2 separate regions of the Homo sapiens genome follow, and region 2 is linked to region 1. The links are chromatin contacts, found by Hi-C in ENCODE. All regions are on one chromosome and are shown on one strand. Each heading gives the region's core, a stretch centred on a gene start or an enhancer-like site at or near the end of the contact. The rest is flanking DNA. Distances are from core to core; before and after follow the strand shown. Region 1 overlaps LOC107986178 (a long non-coding RNA gene). Region 2 has its middle 120 kb from the start of MIR12113.

Region 1 (6,199 bases), core at 2,753-5,252:
AGGCTGTCTGTGGCTTTGGGTCATAGCTGAGCCTCTCATGACCCTGTCTTACTTTCAGCTCAGATATGCTGTGTTCCATTTGATGATAGTTTGATATCAAACATAAACCAAGTCCTAAACCTAAATTAAATGTGTAGATTAAACTAAGACTCAACATTCCTGCAGTGTCACATTTCCCTTACTAAACAATCTAATAATCATTTACTCAAGTTTATAGATTTCAAGCTAAAGGTTGTAGAAATATCTAAACATCATTCTATAGTTAAGTAAGCAGCAAGTCCTATTGCATTAGTCACTAGATCAAAAGTGAAAAGGGCTCCAGGAGAGGAGAATGTTTGAAATGTTTTGAGACTCAGCCCCACCACTTTCCAACTGGTGAATCTGGCCAAATTATAAGCTTTTCTGGGCTTGATCTCTCATCTGCAGAATGGGAATAGTAACACTAGCACTTACTATACTGTGCTGTTACATGAGGATTAAATGAGTGAACATTTGAAATGCTTAGAATAGTGGCTGGCACAGAGTAAGCACCCTATAAGTGTTGACTAAAATAAATTACTATATTTTCAACTTTCACTTTACAACATTTTCTCACTGATCCTGCTATAAAAAAATTAAGAGGTTACTAGTAGCTTTTGAGAAAAGTATAGTCTGTTATACAAGGATATTTATGTGATATATAAGGTTGCATTGCTTTCACAAAATTGATTTTTAAATCTAACTGGTAAAATAAATAAATTAGGAGAAATAGTAGGCAGAATAATGCTTTCCCACAATCCACAAAAGATGTTCATTCCCTAATGCTTGGGACCTGTGTATATGTTTGTTGTTTGTTCATACAGAAACAGGGTGATATGGTTTGGCTCTGTCCCCACCAAAATCCCATCTTGAATTTTAGCTTCCATAATTCCCACGTGTGATGGGAGAGACCCGGTGGGATGTAATTGAACCACTGAGGCAGGTCTTTCCCATACTGTTATCATGATAGTCAATAAGTCTCACGAGATATGATGGTTTTATAAAGGGCAGTTCCCCTGCACACGCTTTCTTGCCTGCCATCATGTAAGACATGCCTTTGCTCCTCCTTTGCCTTCTGCCATGATTGTGAGGCCTCCCCAGCCACGTGGAACTGTGAGTCCATTAAACCTCTTTCCTTTATAAATTACCCAGTCTTGGGTATGTCCTTATAGCAGCGTGATAACAGACTGATACACAGGGGCTTTGAAGATGTGAATGTTAGGATCTCCAGATGAGAAGATGATCCTGGATTATCCAGGTAGGCCAAATCTAACCCTTAAAAGAGAACAACCTTTCCCAGCTATGGCCAGAGGGAGGCTGACTGTAGAACAACAGTGGGAGAGATGCAACATCGCCAGCTTTGAGGACACAGAAAGGGGCCATGAGCCAATGAATGCTGGTGGAGTCTAGAAGCCGAAAAAGTCAAGTCAACAAATTCTTCCCTGGGCCCTCCAGATAGCTTAAGTTTAGGTCAATGAAACCTGATCTTGATCCATAACTGACCCATACCTGTAAGATCATAAATGCATGTTGCCTTAAGCCACTAAGTTTGTGGTAATTTATGATAGCAGCAAAGAGAAAACTAATACACGAGATAAAAATTGGCTCATGAAAGTACTTCACTTTAAATAATGTTTTCACTTGCATTTGTATATCTATATTAATTTGCTTTTATTGGGAGGTGTCTGTGAGCAATGTTTTGGTAATGAGTTTGCCCTGTTCAAATTTCACCTATCCTTCAAAACTAAGAAATTGATACACCAGGAAATAGTGAAAAGGCGATGTGATTTAGAGTTAAAGATACGTGGGCTTAGAGTTCCCAGATTAACTGAATAATATTTTAAAAGTATGAATATATTCCATGCAATAACTGCAACATACATATAGTTAAACAACAACAGAAAGAGCATGCATTATTTATCTGAAATTCAAATTTAACCGAATGTCTTGTATTTCACCTGCCAGTGCTACCTGGATGAAAATCATGTGTGTCATAAATATAAATGGACCCTTAGGCCGGTGAGTCCCAGACTGGGCTGGATATTGGAATGTCCTGTAGAGCTCTTATAAATCCCAATTCCTAGCTGGTGATTTAATTAAGTAAATCATTATCTCTGAGGGTAGGACAGAAGAATGAGAACGTTTCAAGTTTCTCAGGTAATTCCCAATGTGCAGGTAATAACTCACACAATGGTTCTGTAACTATGTTGTTTATAGGAATTACCCAGGGAGCTTATGAAGATGTAGTTCCTGGTTTTATCTTAAGAGATTCTGATTCAGTAGGACGGGAGGAAGGGGGATTCAAGAGCTTCCGTTAACCAGCATCCAGGTGATTTTGATGAACTATCAGTGACTCACACTTTAAGAAACCTAAAATATCTTGGAACATGTGGCAACAATTTCAACTACAAGGAAACTCACTGCACAGGTATTATGAGGATTATTTCACTTAGGTGTACACACTGTAGAAATTTACTTTACACGAATTGCTAAAAATATAATCATTGGATTCCTTTTCTTCTTCCTTAAGTTCTTCCATTGCCTAGAAGCCTTTCTTGGTTTCTTTAGCTCTGTTGAACCCCACCCCTCTCCCCTATCTTCCTGTAGGATCAGGAGTTTATGCCACATAGCTGAATTCAAGTTAAACTCATCTTAAGTTATTCTCTCTGATTTCAGGGTGGTTGATCTTGCCTTCCCCATGTGCCCACACTTTTCTATTCACTGGTCGAGGAAACAAGGATCACCTACTTGGTTTTCCTGTTTAATCCATCAAATGATCCCGAAAGGTTGATGCTTTTGTCTCTATTGCCTGACATGATGCTGTGTCTTCATATGATTTTCATCTGGAATTTGAAACTCAGAGAAAATTGTCACAGCAAAGGCAGACACACACAACTCTGTGTCTTTCTGTCTTCAGGACCAATATGCTTTCCATAAAGTACCCCACCCCTCCTGAAACTAAGCCAGGGGCTGATCTCATTTTTTCAAACCTTTTCTGTTACCACCCTCCACCAAGCCCAGTTCCACTCTCCGATGAGGTTCAGTGCACAGCGGTCATTTGGCAGCACATTCCCATGGACTGAATGACCCATGCATTATGGGAAACACACTAAGCTCGGAAGAAAGGCTTTTTCCTCCTTTTCCTTAATTCTTGGCGCCTGCACTTTCACAATTCCTGCTTGGAAGGACATGAGTCCAAGAAGGTCGGCATCTGTCCTTCTATGCCGGGGCCACCTGGGGCTTGCCTGAATGGCCCAGGCCCACTGGGTTTGAGAGGCAGGAAATTACTGCCTACGGGGTCAACTTGGACCTTCACAGAAAAAATAGCTGACATTGTTCTGACCATGGGGAATAATATCTACAAATAGCCTAATGTTGTTTGAAGGAACAATAGCAGCACAAATTACTGCTTCCCCCTGACTCCCACCCCACCAAACAGATAGGGCTTCACTTGCTACGAGCAACAAGCTCGAGTGTTTCAGTTGGTGTAAGGAACATTTAACAAGTGAAACACCCTGGATTCTATATGTGCCTTCCATGTCCCCACGTTCTCAGACCGATATGTTTTATATATGGGCAAGAGCAGAGATTTTGGTGTTGGAAAGAACTGTGTTCAAATACCAGCTCTATCACTGAATAGATGCAAGCCTTGAAAATGTATTGTAAACATTCTCGAGTTTCTATAATCAGGAGGCACTCTAGTGGAGGCATTGCCTGGTCTTTACTCTGTACCCAGAAGCTGTGTGATTCTAAGAAAAGCATTTCTATCACTCACTGTGAGGGAGTTCCAGGGTTCTTCTCAGTACTGTGCCAGAGAGAGCCTTCAGCTGACCAAATGCCTACAGTTATCAGAGATAGAAGGACACCTATGGTGCAAGCTGAGGTTTGTTGGCACAGGCACAGGCCTCCTGACACACCTAAGAAGCATGCTTCACTTTCATGAGCCCCTGGCAAAGTCACCTCGAGAGAACAGGAACATGAGTTAGTCAATCTTCCTCTCCATCTGATGTAGCCTGCGTGTCACCAGGACACATCCCTGAAAGGAGAAGGCTATGCAATACACTGACTTGTAGTGAATAGGAAGTGGGAGGCTGCCTAGGGGTCTGGACTCAGAGGATAAAGATCTTAGGACACAGAAGCTCAAGGAGGTCAGCTTGGCCAATTATAATTTAAAGTCAAAGGTGAGGTGTGGTCTATCCTTTAGCCAAGAGATTATCTTCTCTGTGTCCCTCAATTTTATTATTTTGAATAAATAGTATTTACCTCTGCAGATGGTGCTTATGAAGTATGTGATATAATCATTAACGTTTCTTCCAAATCTTTCTGCTATAGAAATTTCACGGGCTGATTGTAAAAAGAGGCAGAATATCCTGCCAAGGTGTAGCCTGTGTTGGTAATATGTCAGGCTAGCCTCAGTTTTCTCATCTGTAGAATGGTAATGAAATTATAATATTCATGGCAAGTATTAAATGAGACTGGTTGTAGAAAAGTGCTTTGTAAATTATAAAGAACATAGAATATTAGTTGTTTCTTTTTTCTTTTTGTTGTTTTATTTTGTCTCATTTTCTTTTTCCCCAGTCTTTCTGTCCTAATTCCCACAGGACAGACACACTGCGTCAAAGATGGTAGTGGCTGCAGCTTTCAGAAACACACTCTCTGTGAAAGTCCACTTGGGCAGGCAGGGGGAGCTACTTGCAAATAGCATTAGGAAGCAAGTTCCAAACAGTAGGTCTAATGTTACTCTTCAGGTAACTCTCAGCAAGCAGGAGATTTGGAGTTGGTTTGGCAACTGGATCAAGATAGACTTGGCAACCTAGTTTATATTACTTCAGCAAACACAGGTTGTATAATGTTTTAAAAGGCCACTTGGTACGTTGTCAGAATTCGTTTAATAATATACTTTACGATATTTATTTTTTCCAGTGTGTGTCAGGCAGCATGCTAAGCATTTGGAGTATAGGGGTAGGCAAGACTGAAACCATCCTTTCCCTAACACAACTAGCATAGAATTACAAAATACAAAAAAACTACAAAAAGGTAAGATAAAAGTTTATTGTGGGTGTATATTATTGTCCAGGGATATTTTCTTGCAACCCTACCATTCCATGAATTTTGAATGTGTATGATCTCCCTCCTATCTCCAGCATTTCAGATGTACAGCAGGAACCAGAATATGTTAGGTTTACATAGGTGTATATTGTTTTCTCCTGAATCAATTGAAATTCCTTTGTGATGATGAGCTAGGGAGACAAGAAACACCTAGGACTTCCAGTTTCTCTCTTTCCTTGTTCAATCAGGAGCCCGGACAATAATGGATCTCAATACACAAAGGGAAGCAGAAAGATAAAGAAAGCTTACATTATGGCTGGGCACAGTGGCTCACGCATGTTAATCCCAGCACTTTGGGAGGCCAAGGCGAGCGGGTCACGAGGTCAAGAGATTGAGACCATCTTGGCCAACATGGTGAAACTCCATCTCTACTAAAAATTCAAAAATTAGCTGGGTGTGGTGACAAGTGTCTATAATCCCAGCTACTCGGGAGGCTGAGGCATGAGAATCTCTTGAACCCAGGAGGTGGAGGTTGCAGTGAACCGAGATCGCACCACTGCACTCCAGCCTGGCAACAGAGCGAGACTCTGCCTCAGAAAAAAAAGGAAAGCTTACATTATCATTTGAGCCAGATCCAGCAATACCTGAAGCCAGGAGAACCCTAGGACCTGCCTCCTAAAGTAGTTATCATTGGGTGTTTTGTCTTTTGCCACAAAAAAAGAAAAAAAAAAGAGTCTTAACTGACCATGCTATACTGGTGGAAATGCAAGTTTCTGTGAGAACATAGAGAGATTCTGGGGGTCAGAAAGATGTCAACAAGAGTAACCTTTAAGGAGAAGTCCAGTTTTTCCAGACAGGAAGTCAGAGAACAGGAAGACCCAGAAATGAGGCAGGACATGGTGCGTTTAAGGACTTGAAAATTTGTCAGTATGGCTAGAACAAAGTTTGCAAGCAGTATGTGCACATGTGTGCATGTGTATGTGTATGCATGATGGAGCTGGAGGAATGAGGAAGGCCAGGAACAATACACGAGGTACTGACTTCTGTCCCTATCACTTCATGGCCTTGAGCATGTCACAATTTCTTTCGTCTGTGAATTAGAAATACTCGTATCTAATTAATAGGGATGATG
Region 2 (6,199 bases), core at 1,204-3,703, 280 kb before region 1:
TATTTTTCTCTTTGTCACTTTTTACCATCTGACCTACTAGTTTATTTCATGTATTTCTTTGTCTGTGTCTTTCACCCCCTTCTAACCTATGAAGCCTATGAGGCAGGGACATGATCTGCTTTGTTTACTGGGTCCAGCACATAGAAGTTGCTCGATATGTACAGCCTAATGAATGAATGGACAGAAGCATTTAAAATTGTTCATTTAATAATCACTTTGTGAAAATGGGAACAGCGTGGTGAACACAAAGAGGTATTCTGTGAGGTGAAGACACTGATCTTAAAGAAAACAAATACTAAAATAAGCATGTATTATAACTACCCTTGATCCTAGGACTGTGCCTCCTCAGATCCAATCCTTGCCCTTCACTCTTTCTGGAATACTTGTGCAATATCGCAAGTGAGGAAAATTGGCAATAATTAGTAATTTTCCCTATACAAAAATTGATAAATTCCCATTTCCCTCTTCACTGAGAAGAAGGTGGGATGACAGATGATAAAGAAGAGGCTGTGAATCTGGTCTGTAGTATGTTAGAGTGTGCCTGCCCCGGCAAGCTCCTGGCTGAGTTTCGCTGGTGGAAGGCAATAGCTTGAGTGCAAAGGCCAGGAGAATGGAGAAACAGGGCATTTACTCATTTACTTCTTTGTCTATCTCAGGCAGTGGTTGCATCTTCCCCATGCTGTGGGTTCCTAGCAGCTCCTTGGTGACAATGTCTGACTTGTCTCATTTTCTACCGTTGGTTTCTCAGCTCCTCCATCATCTGTGCGGCCAATGATATTCTTTCATTATATTTTCTCCTTTGAAATCTGAAGGCACTTGGGCTGTTTGTTTGTTTGTTTGTTCCTTTTTTGCTTAGACTCTGACTGGCGATGCTGAGTGCTCTTCTGGGAAGGCACAGTATCTGTGAAGCACATTACAGGGCCTCTCCTGGCCCAGTGGAGCTGTCCAGTAAAAGGGTTTCCTAAAGCAGTGACATACTACTCTTTGAGAAGGGGAGCATGAAGAGGAGGCAACAACAATAGCAAGGGCAGTGAGCCTTTGAGAAAATGAAAATGACTTATTTGAAGGCCCTGTGCCAGGAGAAAGCTGGGGTTCACAAATGACAGCACTGTAGAGCACATAGAATGAGTAGATGAAGTGAGAAGCATTGGTCAGTCATCATGGTTCCTGTTGATAATTCGTAGGTCTTTTTCCTGTAATTCACGAAGTTCCATAGAAAAGTTTTAATCAAGGAGGATTAAAGTGGTGTTCTCATCTGGTCTGTGCTTTGTAAAGATAAGTAACCGCAATATATAGGCTGCAAGATGCAGCTAGGAGGCCAGGTGGGAGGCTGGGGCTGCAGCCCAAGTGCCGGGTCCAAGTGATTTGGCCCAGGATGGTGGCAGAGGTTTAGATGGGAAGGGAAGAGCCGGACAACAGCCCAGTCCTGAGCTCATTTCCTCACTCTTCCTTCCCCTGCAGAATGCTGGCGTGTTCTCTTTGTTGCTCAGTCTGAGAGGTGCTGCCAGCTCTATCAGCTTTATTTTTATGTTGGCGCCTAAAAGCTTCACCTCAAAGAGAGGAGACTCTGAAGACAATGAGAAGGACAAGCAGGCACAGAGATACTTCCCTTCATCCTCCCTTCCCACAGACCAGCTGAAGCAAAAGTTCAAAATAACGCCAAGCTGTTAGGAAAAAATTGCCAAAACCACTCCTCTTTCTCATGTAGTGACAAAGTGCTGCAGGGCCTGCCACATTTGATTGTTCTGATTCTAGGCCTGCTTCCCTCTTCTCAGGTGCGCTTAGTTCCTCAGCTTTGCTTATGTCTGTCTCTCGGGGTATTTCCAGGGGCTTTAAGACTAATCTGGTCCTCTCAGTAAAGACTTTTTGGAAACTACTTCTATTTCTTTTTGCAGTGTTCCCTGTCACACAAGAGCAGTTTTCTGCCGGAGCAGAAAACTAGAACCAAATGATACCAACTAATAAATAATAATAATAAATAATAAATAAGGCTATTTCATGGTTGGTGAAGAAGCACTAGACTTGAAACCAGACAGTGGTTTACTGAGGTCGTGCTGTTACTCCATCACCTTGGAGAGATCAACCAAGAAGTAGAGGCTTTGTGTCATGAGTGTAATACTTACTCACATATACTGGACGTAGTGATGAGACAGGCACCAGGGCTTTATACACATTGTTCCATTTCAACCTCGCAGTGACCCTTAAGAGAAAGGCTGTTTATTTTGTGCATTTTCACAAGTAAGGAAACCAGCTCAGAGAGATTAGGGAACTGGCATGAAATCACACAACTGGCAAGTCATAGGGAGGAAATCAAACTCAAGCTCTCTTATCTAAAATCTTTGTTCTTACTATGACCCCTTCAACTCAAGCTAGTGCCAGGAACATTGGGGTTAGAGCCAAAGGGATCTCAATCTGATGACTGCTTCTCTGTGTTGCCAGCTGGGTGATGTCAGGCAGGCAGCCCAGCCTCCCTGTGCCTTCCTCTTCCTTATCTGTGAAATAGTGATGCTTTTATTATTTTAACTCATACTAAACCTTTTGTTGCAGCGTAGACGTTTACAAGATGCAGGGACCTGTGGAAGATTTTATGAGAAAATTCATAGAAAACACCTAAACTACAATGTGGTCTGCGATTCAGATTGCACATTACACGGAAATTTATTTCAGCCTTGTCTCATAACTGTGCAACTCTAAATGCTTAATTTAAAATCTCTGAGTCTCACATGTATACAGTGGGTTCAAATTTGACTTACCTAGAAGTTTTGTGAGGAGCATTAAATAAAAATAATAATACAGAGCAACCCACTGTGGTTAAGTGTATTCTCCTCTCTTTAGGTAGGACTCACAATCTTTCTGTTTAAGTACTATCTGTCTGTCTACCTCATGGGATAATTGAGATTATCCCCTTGATATAATTAGTGTACTGGAGAAAAAGAAAGCTCAAAAAATACTATGTGGATGCTAAGGATTACTATCACTAAATTAAACTTTGAATTCTATGAATAATTAGAAAGAGTAATTAATGTCATGTACTAAATTACCTAGTGTTTTTCAGTTGTATTTATTTATTTATTCATGGCCCTTAATTTTATGAGCCATTATTTATTTTTACATATAAAAGACCAATGTACTGCTTATCTAGTCTCTTTCTAAGAATTGTTGATCTGAGAAGAAAGAAGAATTTTTTTAAATGAGCTATAACCAGTGGATATGAATGCAAATTCATAAACTCTAATATTCTTTCAGTATCTTTTCTTCATCATTTCACAATTATTATTCCATGTGCTGATCATCAATCCCCTATTTCCGGGTGATTGCCTTATTAATGGCAGAGTGATGAGAAAGGAATTAAATATTTGCACTAGAGGCTATGCTTAATTGAGTTCCTTCTCTGCTTATTGCAAGCTTCTGGTTTTGAAATTAAAACCAACAAAAATGATGCCATTTAGAAATATGGCTAATATGTGAAGTTGTTTAAATATGATAGGAATTCTACAGAGACTTGGACTTTGAATTTCATGTTCAGATATATGGTGTAATTTTAGAAACAAAGCACAATTTATTTTGAATTTAAAAAATTATCCAAATTATGTTGAGTTTATACATTGTCACCAAAACCATGTCAAAAACTGAGGGATGAAATAAAAAAAAATATAAACCCAACAACAGTTTAACATATCGTATCATCTAATTAACTTACACAGCATCTTAAGGAAGGGACTGTCATTATTCTTATTAGCAGAGACTAAACTGAAATTCATTCATTCAAGCACAAATATTTATTAGGACTCCTTGTTTGACAGGCAATATACTTGATTCTGGGGATGTACCTGTAAACAGAACACTCAAGAACTCTATTCTCAATCTACTAGGATTCTAGTGGTACAAATAGGACATGAAAAATGAAATGCATAAAGGACAGATAACTGTGAATTGTATTACATGTTGAAAACTGAAGATAAGCCAACTATGGAAGGATTCTGGAGAACTCCAGAGGGAGAAGCAAGTGCAAAGACCTAGAAAAGGAAGAGAAGAAACAAAGGAGGCAGACACGACTGAAGTCAGTCAATAAAGGCATTGCGTGGGGGACACATTCAGAGAGGTGTAGGTAGAGGCCAGACCATGCAAAGCTCTGTAGATGATGAAAAGTTACTTCGATTTTTTTCCAGTGATAATGGGGAAGTAATGAAAGATTTGAAGCAACGTGGTTATTTAATTCTTTTTAAAATGTTACTTTGACTATTATTATCTAGAAAATGGACAAGATAGAGTAAGAGTAGAAACAAGGAAGTCAGTTAAGATGCTACTAAGGTGGTCTGGGAGAGAGATAATGTCAGCCTATATTAGGATAGTGGTATCAGAGAAGGAGATGATACACAGTAGCTTCTAGAAACAGGACTGGTGTTATATTAGATATGGGAGGATGGACAAAGGGATAAATTATAGATTTTCTCATTAAACACTTGATTAAACAGAATTTCACTTACTGGTAAGAAAAACTCTGAATATTAAAGATTTTGTTGTTTTTTTATAGCTATTCTTTTTCTTTTTTGATGGGACAGGAAGAATTAACTTCCATTTGGACATATTGTTTGAATGTAAAACAGAAGTTAAATAGACAGTTGAGTATACACATTTGAAACTCAAGATCTTTGTCTTGCAGACACCAATTTGGGTTGTCAGTTTGTTAGTGTATTTAAAAACATGGGCCATCGTGAGAGACACCTAAGGGGAGAGTTTGTATAAAGAAAAAAAGAGCACCTAAATTTAGGGTAGGGGATTTTTGATAGTTAATTTATGTGTCATCTTGACCGAATTAAGGGTCACGCAGGTATCTAGTTAGTCACTATTTCTGGCTATGTCTGTGAGGGTGTCTCTGGATGATATTAGTACTTCAATCAGTGGATTCAGTAAAGTAGATGGGTCTCCCCATTACGGGTGGGCATCATACAATTTGTTGAGAGCCTGAAGAGAACAGAAGGCAGGAGTAGAAGAAATTTGTCCCCCTTGTTTCTGCCAAACAGTTTGAGCTGGGATATCTCATTTCATCTTCTTTTGCATTTTTACTGGGATTTACATGATTGGCGTTCCTAAATTTTAGGCCTTTGAACCCAGACTGAATTGCACTACTGGCTTTCCTGGGTCTACAACCTGAGGACAGCAGATCTTGGGACTTGTCGGCTTCCACAATTGCATGAGCTAATTCCTCATGGTAAATTACATATATATATATATATATATATTCCTGTTGGTTCTATTTCTCAGCATAACCCTGGCTAATACAGGATTAGAGGCTTAGAGAAGATAAACAATTTGCTCAACATTTCATGTCTAGTAAGTGGCAAACTTAAACCCTGCCTCACTCTAAATCCCATGCTTTTATGTTTTATTGCCTATTAGATGATATTTTAAGTGAGCTTTTAAAAATGAATAGACTTTTGATATCCAGGGATGAGGAGAAGGGCACTACAGATTAAGGATGCCATAATATTTATGGCACAAAAGCTGAAGAGGGCAGAGTGCACAGAGAATGGTGATCTTGTTGTTCAGTATGGTTTTAGCATAAGGTTTTGGGGGAAAATGTTAGAAATAAATGCATCTAGTATATAGGGAAAGGGGGGAAACCTACAGGTCTTCTCTTCACTGACTAGGGATTTAATAGAGGTAGGTGAAATTCTAACATATCAATTCCTAAATACAGACCGTCATGCATTTGGATGTTTAACTGTTATTATATATGTGATTGCATGTGAAAGAGAACTAGTACTTCTGTGCGACTCCCAAAGGCAAGAGACATTTTTCAGTTAGGTTTACATTCAGTGGATAAAATAGTCCTTTAAATGTCTGACCTCTCTAAAGGGAAGCATTTCAAGAAAATCTCAGTCACCGCATATGTCCAAAAACTCACTGGATTCAGCATTCAGTAAGAATGTTCCTTATTTGGCAGCATTTTTCCCTTTAAATGTTCCAGTAATGGCTAGCTTTAATCCCAAATATTCAAACTCTTTCTGTTTGCATGTTATTTTTAGAAGCCTTTGTTTTTCCCCATTCCTGGTATAGTTTTACATTTATTTTAATTACTAACATATAGGAGTAGAGAAAGATAGAATATGCTTTTATCTTTTCCTTATTGCTGTGTGTTTATGGCCTCATAGATAAAGACTTGCTGGAAGACAAGTCAGACAGGAGCATAATGCTT

The links. A loop is a pair of places that touch in the nucleus more often than their neighbours do. Pooled maps may share reads with other maps.
Region 2: a map of endothelial cell of umbilical vein shows a loop between it and region 1 (15-fold over the local background). The contact joins two enhancer-like sites. A Hi-C loop is called at or near these places in 2 of 168 maps with a recorded cell type or tissue (cardiac septum and endothelial cell of umbilical vein) and 5 of 50 pooled maps.

The regions. Positions count from the first base shown.
Region 1 is chr4:11,622,379-11,628,577 of GRCh38, reverse strand. All of the region lies in intron 2 of LOC107986178 (a long non-coding RNA gene), which reads right to left. Among named protein-coding and RNA genes, the nearest start is that of LINC02360, 140 kb to the left of the region's middle. Within about 2 kb of position 4,002, at least 8 of the 41 ENCODE cell types and tissues checked have a DNase peak (open chromatin) inside an H3K27ac peak, as active enhancers do.
Region 2 is chr4:11,900,430-11,906,628 of GRCh38, reverse strand. No RefSeq gene overlaps it. Among named protein-coding and RNA genes, the nearest start is that of MIR12113, 120 kb to the right of the region's middle. Within about 2 kb of position 2,453, at least 4 of the 41 ENCODE cell types and tissues checked have a DNase peak (open chromatin) inside an H3K27ac peak, as active enhancers do.